Linked DNA regions of Homo sapiens: region 2 is linked to region 1. Evidence: read pairs that join two places in POLR2A ChIA-PET (ENCODE). Cell type or tissue: PC-9. All regions are shown on one strand. Each heading gives the region's core, and the rest is flanking DNA. Links, peaks and the distances in the headings are about the cores only.

Evidence for each region. ChIA-PET counts read pairs that join two places held together with the same protein. Peaks named below come from ENCODE experiments on the same cell type or tissue, not always from the same donor. Only the 100,000 strongest peaks of a DNase experiment are listed, where the experiment ranks them.
Region 2: POLR2A ChIA-PET joins it to region 1 with 8 read pairs; 2 of 35 experiments call an interaction of 5 or more read pairs at or near these places.

What each region holds. Positions count from the first base shown.
Region 1 is chr2:55,235,075-55,239,249 of GRCh38, forward strand. RPS27A (ribosomal protein S27a) reads left to right here. Exons shown (of 6, transcript NM_002954.6): 6 at 354-779. The coding sequence ends at 503. It overlaps MTIF2 (mitochondrial translational initiation factor 2), which reads right to left. Exons shown (of 16, transcript NM_002453.3): 15 at 2,214-2,354; 16 at 1,521-1,746. The coding sequence ends at 1,574. Among named protein-coding and RNA genes, the nearest start is that of RPS27A, 4.5 kb to the left of the region's middle. In PC-9, for the core only: no CTCF peak of the experiment used is centred there; no DNase peak of the experiment used is centred there; H3K4me3 peaks cover 17 bases; H3K27ac peaks cover 2,216 bases.
Region 2 is chr2:55,848,723-55,853,262 of GRCh38, forward strand. All of the region lies in intron 2 of LOC112268416 (a long non-coding RNA gene), which reads left to right. Among named protein-coding and RNA genes, the nearest start is that of EFEMP1, 73 kb to the right of the region's middle. In PC-9, for the core only: no CTCF peak of the experiment used is centred there; no DNase peak of the experiment used is centred there.

The sequences.
Region 1 (4,175 bases), core at 176-4,175:
TTTGGTTTAAATGAGGTATTCTGGAAATGAGAAATTCAGACTTTCTGGGGTTTTTCCTGTTTGGTATTTGAAATCAGTTATGTAATAGGGTTCTGAGTTTAAAGTCGGGTTTGGGTTCAGGTCTTTACCTTTGTCTACCACTTGCAAAGCTGGCCTTTAGTGTTCAAAAGTCCCAAGACTTCTGAATGTTTTCATTGTAGCAATGATAACTGGTGAGAATTTAGGGTGCTTTGGTTTGTAAGCACCAAAACCACCAGTATTACACAGTTAAAAGCTTAAATATTTTGAGTCACTTAAATTAGACTTCAGAATGTGTTGTAAAATTATCTTAACAGCAGGTTTGTGCTTTTCAGGTGGATGAGAATGGCAAAATTAGTCGCCTTCGTCGAGAGTGCCCTTCTGATGAATGTGGTGCTGGGGTGTTTATGGCAAGTCACTTTGACAGACATTATTGTGGCAAATGTTGTCTGACTTACTGTTTCAACAAACCAGAAGACAAGTAACTGTATGAGTTAATAAAAGACATGAACTAACATTTATTGTTGGGTTTTATTGCAGTAAAAAGAATGGTTTTTAAGCACCAAATTGATGGTCACACCATTTCCTTTTAGTAGTGCTACTGCTATCGCTGTGTGAATGTTGCCTCTGGGGATTATGTGACCCAGTGGTTCTGTATACCTGCCAGGTGCCAACCACTTGTAAAGGTCTTGATATTTTCAATTCTTAGACTACCTATACTTTGGCAGAAGTTATATTTAATGTAAGTTGTCTAAATATAAGCCAGTTTGTGTTTCTGTCCATTTCTTGACCTCAACACAACAGACATTTGGGGCCAGGTAATTCTTTGTTGTGGGGTGCCTGTAATCCCTATGCTTTGGGAGGATCACTTGAGTGTCCAGGAGTTCAAGAGCAGCCTGGGCACCATAGCAAGACCCCCATCTCTGTAAAAAAAAAAAAAAAAAAAAAAAAAGTAGGCTGACTCCTATGGTCCTGCCTACTGGGAAGTCTGAGACAAAAGGATCCCTTGAGCCCAGGAGTTGTAATTAATTATGCATTGCATTTCAGCCTGGACAAAACCCTGCTTCCAAAAAAAACAAAATGCATCCTCAGTCTCTGGGTGTTTCAGTGGAATGCTTGCTGTCTGTTGTACAACGCTTGGGAATTTAATGTTTGTTCAGGATGGATCCCTATAAAGGAATGATTACTTATTTGTACTGTTAACAGTAAAAGACAGTTTAGTTTCAAGCAGGACTGGGGTAGCCTATCTTCCTTCGGAGCTCAATTCAGGGAAAGCTGGTTCACTTGATAAGCCTCTTAACTAAAGCATACACTTGAAAGAAATCGGTGATGTATAAATAACAATTCACTTTTACCATATTGCCAGTCTTTCCATTCAAGGATTTCTAGTTGGAGGCATCCTTAAATAAGGTTTCCTATTTCTGAGCACTTTGACAGTTTGTGCAAATGCATATGAACACATGGTAAAACAACTTAGATACTTTTTGGCCAGTAGTAGTGCATTTCTACCTTCAAACAAACAACACGTTGAGTTATTTACATTTTTAATGTAATTTTAAAATCCTGGATCCCAAGAAGTCTTGGCTTGAATTTGCTTTTCTTCATAACAAACAATTCTGTCTCCCACTTGAAATTCCATATTGTCTTCATCTAAACTGAGACCACAATCCATTCCCGTTTTGACAATTGAAATGTCATCTTTATGGTGTTTCAATGAGGTTAATGAGCCTTAAAAAAGATAATTTAAGGTTAGTATATTCAATAAATGATAAGTACCTACTAAATACTACATTATGTGGTGTTAACCAGGAAATTACACTGAAATTCTTAAAAATTTTATGGTCTTGTCAAGTTAAATGATGGGACTAAATACCAGGGGAACCCCCTCAAAAATGAAGTTTGCTGTGAATAAGACTTGATTTGTAACAAAATAACCTAAATCTCCTATTTCAAAGGTAGACATAAACTTTTTGCTGAGGACAGGATGGTACTCAGGACTTGAATGGGTAAAACCAACATACATCTCAGGCAAAGGGAACCCATCAACTACAGACAATTTAGGGGTTTCAATAGCAATAAGAAATGGCCTGAGCTGAGATTATGGGCATGAAAGATGAACAGATTTCAGATGGTTATATAGTCAACAGGTCTTGGTGACTGGATATGCTATTATAGGAGATTTTGATGTTGCTTACCCTTCCAAATTACATGTCCATTACGGGTTAGTTTAAATTTTTTTTGTTTTTCTAACTGTCCCTTTTGGACTCTGCAGCCAGCCACAGGAACTTTTTTCTTCCCTTCTGTTACAGAGAAGGTAGCTAGTATAGATGCCTCACCTTTAGGAAGAAGAGAACATTAATGTGCAGAAAACTAAAGATTCTGATAAATACGTAATTTCTGACATTCTGTGGTATAAGAATTAAAGGTATGACAAAAATCCAAATTCATGCCTAGAAAAAAGTCTGGGTTTCTTTAACTCCAATTTTATTTTCCTGACCAATATTAAGAATAAAAATGAATGAAAATCTTTGGCTATTCTTTTCCTTTTCTTTTTTTCTTTTTTTTTTTTTTTTTTTGAGACAGAGTCTCACTCTGTCATCCAGGCTGGAGTGCAGTGGTGTGATCTTGGCTCACTGCAACCTCCACCTCCGGGGTTTAAGCGATTCTCATGCCTCAGCCTCCCGAGTAGCTGGGATTACAGGCGCCCACAACCACATCCAGCTGATTTTTATATTGTTAGTAGAGACGGGGTTTCACCATGTTGGCCAGGCTGGTCTCAAACTCCTGACCTCAAGTGATCCACCCACCTCAGACTCTCAAAGTGCTGAAATTACAGGCGTGAGCCACTGCACCCAGCCATCTTTGCCTATTCTTGTCTGCTCCATGAAAACCTTGTTTTAAGCTTTCCTTCAATATATTTTCTAGAGTAGATCATCTATCATTACTTTATTTCTCTGTTATTTTTTAAAAAAAATTTTTATAGATGGGTCACCCAGGCTGGAGTGCAGTGGCATGATCATAGCTCACTGTACCCTCAAGCTCCTGGGCTCAAGCAGTTCTTCTAGATAGCTAAGACTACAGGTGCGTGCCACCATGCCCACTAATTTTTTTATTTTTATCTTTCTTGTTGTGGAGGCTGGTCTTGAATTCGTGGCCTCAAGCGATGCTCCTACCTCAGCCTCCCAAAGTCCTCGGATGACACGCTTGAGCCACTGCACCTGACCTCATTATTTTTCATTTTGCCACAGGTAATTTATATCTACTTAGAAGTACTAATTCTACTAATTCTGAGCCTGGTTTTTTTTTTTTTTTTTTGAGATGGAGTTTCGCTCTTGTTGCCCAGGCTGGAGTGCAATGGCGCGATCTTGGCTCACCAGCAAACTCCGCCTCCTGGGTTCAAGCGATTCTCCTGCCTCAGCCTCCCAAGTAGCTGGGATTACAGGAATGCGCCACCACGCCTGGCTAATTTTGTATTTTTAGTAAAGACGGGGTTTCACCATGTTGGTCAGACTGGTCTTGAACTCCCATCCTCAGGTGATCCGCCCGCCTCGACCTCCCAAAGTGCTGGGATTACAGGCATGAGCCACCATGCCCGGCCGAGTCTGTTTTTTTTCACTGACTAAAAATACAAATTCCAATAATGAAGTAACAGGCACTATAATGAACCAATTTTCTAGGGTGCTATTTTACTACTGTTATTTGTTAGTGTTATCTGACTGGTGTCTTTGCTTAATCCTAGAAACCCTCATGACTCAGTTTTCCACATTGCTCTTAGCACAAGAACATAAAAATCTCTGTACGATCATGTTGAGCAGGTCAGAAAAACCTAAAATAATAAATCTGTTATGTAGACCAAAAATGCAAAATCAAATCTCATCATGGGGAAACACTGGACAAATCCAAATCAAGGTACATTCTACAAAATAGCTGTCCAATATGCTTCAAAAATGTCAAGGTCAAAAACAAAAATTGAAGAACTGTTCCAGATTAAATGGAGCTAGAGAGATATGACAACATGGATATATTATAATCCATGATCCTGGACTGGGGAAAAAAAGTATACTGTTGGGACAACGGACAAAATGTGAATATGGACTGTGTATTAGATAAGAGCATTGTACAAATAAGTGTTAAATTTCCTGAGTTTGATTAGTTCT
Region 2 (4,540 bases), core at 250-4,249, 610 kb after region 1:
GAAATGGAAACTGTCTGCAGTTTAGAAGATGGCCATAAAAGAAACAGATTTTAGATTTTAAAATCAAAACCTCTTGCAACTTTACTATGAGCAGATCAATACTTTAAGAAAAGTTGTTGTTCTCGGGAGGCTGAGGCAGGAGAATCCCTTGAACCTGGGAGGCGTAGGTTGCAGTGAGCTGAGAACTAACCACTGCACTACAGCCTGGACAGCAGAGTGAGACTCTGTCTCAAAAAAAAAAGTTGTTGTTGTAACACAGAGGACCACAGTTTTAGTTTCGTATTAGTGTATTTTTAATATCAAATGCAACCTTTGGAAAGACATAAATAATTCCTTTCTGATTATAGCCAATTAGATCATATACAAAATTCTTTCATAAATTCATAATCCATCCTTCCTAAACTTTATTATGACCTACTGAGACCTTATGTGACATGTTTAGACTTTCTGCTTTGTCCTGTACTTCCTCTTTCATAAATAACCATTTTACTTTAGGACAAAAATTTATCACACAAGATTCTTCCTCATACAAAAGTGTTCTCTTTTTAAAAAACTTCCTTGCTAAAAATACATCTTAAACTCCATAACTTTCTTCATATCTCTCACTCTTACTTACTGGTTTCTTTATGTCTTGTTTCTGTATTTTGAAACAACCTTTAAATAACCTCTGAATTAGACAAAATTACTTCTTTCTAATAAGAACACATTTTTTAATGACTTTCTTATAACTTTTCTCATCCCATATTTTTTTGGTACACTTTGTATACAGAATTATATATATTAATTAGAATTTTAGCTCTTAGTAATCTTGCATACTTTAAGGTCCTGAGTAATTTTGAACTCTTTGTCACATATCAGTATTTTATAGATGAGAACCATTTTATAATTACAACATAATTTTACGTGTATTAATAAATGCAAATATATTTAGTCTTTCTATAAAAACCCTTATATTTATATTCAGCAATTTTAGGGTTTAAAAAAAATTTTTTTAGACAGTCTTACTCTTATTGCTGAGGTTGGAGAGTAGTGACATGATCATAGCTCACTGCAGCCTCAAAGTCTTGGGTTCAAACAATCCTCTTGCCTCGGTCTCCCATGCAGATGGGACTATAGGCATGTATCACCATGCTCAGGTACTTAAATTTTTTTTCTTTTTTTTGTAGAGATGAAGTCTCACTATGTTGCCCAGGCTGGAGAAATTTATGTTTTAGCTTTGGTTTGCTTTGGAAATTTGATCCCAGACATTTAGTGGATATCTATTGCTTAATTCAATGTAACTTTAAAATCTCAAATTACATGAAAAGTTGATTGATAAACATTTATCTCTTTTACATTATCTAACTTATTTGTTTTTTAAAAATTTACCTAGATTATGTGTGAAAATGGAAATATTAGACAAAGCTAGTCATCATTTAAAGTTATCCCTGTTAACCATTTTTATAGCCTGTTAATATCAGATATTCACCCAACTCAGAACTTTAAAGTTAAATACATTGGTGTTTTGTTGACAACTCAGAAGCTACAGTCATTTTTATTAAGCCAACAATATTAAATTAGTGTTACTTATCAAAAAATTGCACAAGCAAAGATCATTCTCTTTTAGGCTGGGCTTATAATTTTGTAAACTTTGTGTCAAATTTTGATACCTTAAAACTTCTAGCAAGGACAAATATATAAAACCGTCTGATCAGTAAACCCAGGAAAAAAAGTATGCTGACAATTCTGAAGACATTTCTATTTTGATTTTGCCAATAATTTTAAAACCAGCTTATTTATTAAAGATTTGCTTAAGTCACATTAACTAAAATGCATTTGTTAATTAGTATTATTTTATATGAGTGCTCATTTATCTAAGCCAATCTAAGTAGAGTTCCTTAGGGAATTTTTGGCCAACTATGCCCTATTTCACTATGTAGACACAACATATAATACATGTACATATGTATAAACACACATAAACATATATATATGCACATAAATATATCGGTTTCATTTTAGAATTTTAGTAATATGTACAAATTCACTGGTTTGTAAAAGATAGTTGGATCTAACTTATATTTCTGAAAAAAGAAGCTTGTTTACATGGCTAAACTTCATTTGTTCCAATAGATAATGTAATGAAAGTTATGGACTAAAATCCTGACTAAAGCAGTTACCACACCAGTTTGGTTTTAAAAGCTGGCCCTCCAACATTTTTTTAGTTTCAGATGAGTTTAGGGTTAAGTTTTCAATGTTTACATTTTAGCTGAGACTGGCTGAATTGTATAAAAAAACAACATTCTCAAGTAGCCTTGAATCTATTTTTTGTTTGCTAGTCTGTTTTTCTTGACTAATCAATGCAGGTAAATAAGTATTTTAAAAGGGTTTTTTTTCTGCCTTTTTCTTTTTGATTCCTGCATGATAGACAAACGCAATTTTTATGCTAAACAGAGATACCTTATATTATTGCTGTGAGCTCAAGATTTTGACCTGCTTTATCCAAGAGCCTAATTTGTATAAGCATTTATCTAGTTCTTTTTTAGACTGTCAATTCTTCAATTAACTCTTCCATCCCCCAAAAAAATTGTTAGCTAGGCAAACCTAAATTTACATTAAAAGGGATGGATCAGGTGCAGTGGCTCATTTCTGTAATCCCAGCACTTTGGCAGGCTGAGGTGGGAGGATTGCTTGATCCCAGAAGTTCAAGACTAGCCTGGGCAACAAAGTGAGACCTTGTCTCTACCAAAAATAATAAAAAAATTAGCCAGGAACAGTGGCATGGACCTGTAGTCCCAGCTACTCAGGAGATTCAGGTAGGAGGATCCCTTTAGTCCAGGAATTAGAGGTTGCAGTGAGCTATGATATGGCCGCTGCACTCTAGCCTGGGTGACAGAGCCATACCCTGTCTCAAAAAAAAAAAAAAAAAAAAGGTTGGGGGGCGATGACTCTTAGGTCTGGGTTGTTGATTACTATGGAGCTGTAATAGTTTGTAACTGGTTTGAAAGCTATTTAAGACTTGTTTCCCTCTCTCTCTTTGCTGAAATGCCATAAACAGTGAGTTTTATCTCAATACCAGCAAAAACATCAGCATATTCACAGTAGGCAGAAAAAAAGTAGAGTAGACAAGAACTCAGAAGGCTGTACATGTTAACTCTGTAGCTGCAGGGTTTTAAAACCATAATTTGAACATTAATCATTTGAGCTCTCAATTTCTCTCAATGTAATTTGTCCATCAGTTTAAAAATGTGTATGAGAATGAGCAATATATGTAGCCAGCTAGAGTTCCAGAAAACTTGGCATGCCTTAATATTTAGGAATACCATTCTATTTCTTACTAATCTCTCAAGAGCAAATAAAATCCTGTATATTCTGTTAGAGAATGTCAGGAGTTTGGACCAAGATGATGGCAACCAACCTAGTTGCTTTTATTTAGCCATCCTGCATCTACCATTTAGAATGTTTATTTTGCTCTAAGAAGATTTTCAGAAACAGGCAAGGGAAAAGAGACAAATCATTTACAGATGCACGTAACCAAACCAAAGGAAACTAAGATAAGAGTGTTCACAAAAATTTTAACCTAGGTATGTGAATAAAACAAAATATTAAATTAGGCAGACAGGAAGAACCAAGAGTAAATTCAGCAGAAAAGACATGCCTTACAGACAGGGTGTAAATTCTGTAGAAACCAGAGTACTCAAACCAGAAAGACGCTTGTCTTTATACCAGAAAAGACTTGCCCGTCAATACAAAATGTCTTTTATCATCCCAGGATGGATGTAAAGTCATTTATTAAAGCAGCCTTATTCAAATGAGATCCCAAATGATGTTAAGATCTTCTACCAGAAAGAGGGAGGATTTGCCTAAGAGAAGACCATCAGGGCAGAAAAAGTGAGCCATGGAAGCAGAGAGCTCGAAGGGCTCATGTGAGTACTCCATACACATTTCAAGAATCATCTATTCCTTCTAGTAGTAATTTTCCTCCAGGTCCCATTTCTGACACCATTTATATGTCAATCTAAATAAAGAACAGAGAGGGGCTCTCCAAAAGAAAATGATATTTATTTGGGAATAGGGTATCGCAATGGAAACACACATGCCATAATAAACTATGTGCGTATTCAGGAAGTAAAGGAAGACAAATACTTTTAAAAGAAAAATGAGGAGGATTACATAATTGTTTTGAGATAAGTATCCTTGGTTATGAGGATCAATAACAAGGGTGACACCAATGCAAACTGCACAAGCACTTGCTGGGCAAATGACCTTGAAGTATTTTTTTTGTGCAAGTTTGCAGTTTTCACAGTCTTTTGTGATAGTTTTTATTAGGCACTTATGAATGAGATCTCTCTTCATGAACTTCCTTGGCTGTATTTGTGAGGTTTATTATTATTTTTTTTTAACATAAGTGATTCTATCTTGATTCTGACAACTTTCACATCAAAATTTTTAAAAAAGAAACTCAGAAAACATCAATGATCACAAGGAGTTAGCCATTGATCATTAAAGACATGATTAAGACTGCAGGTTATGGAGTCAAACTGACCTGGATTCAAACCTG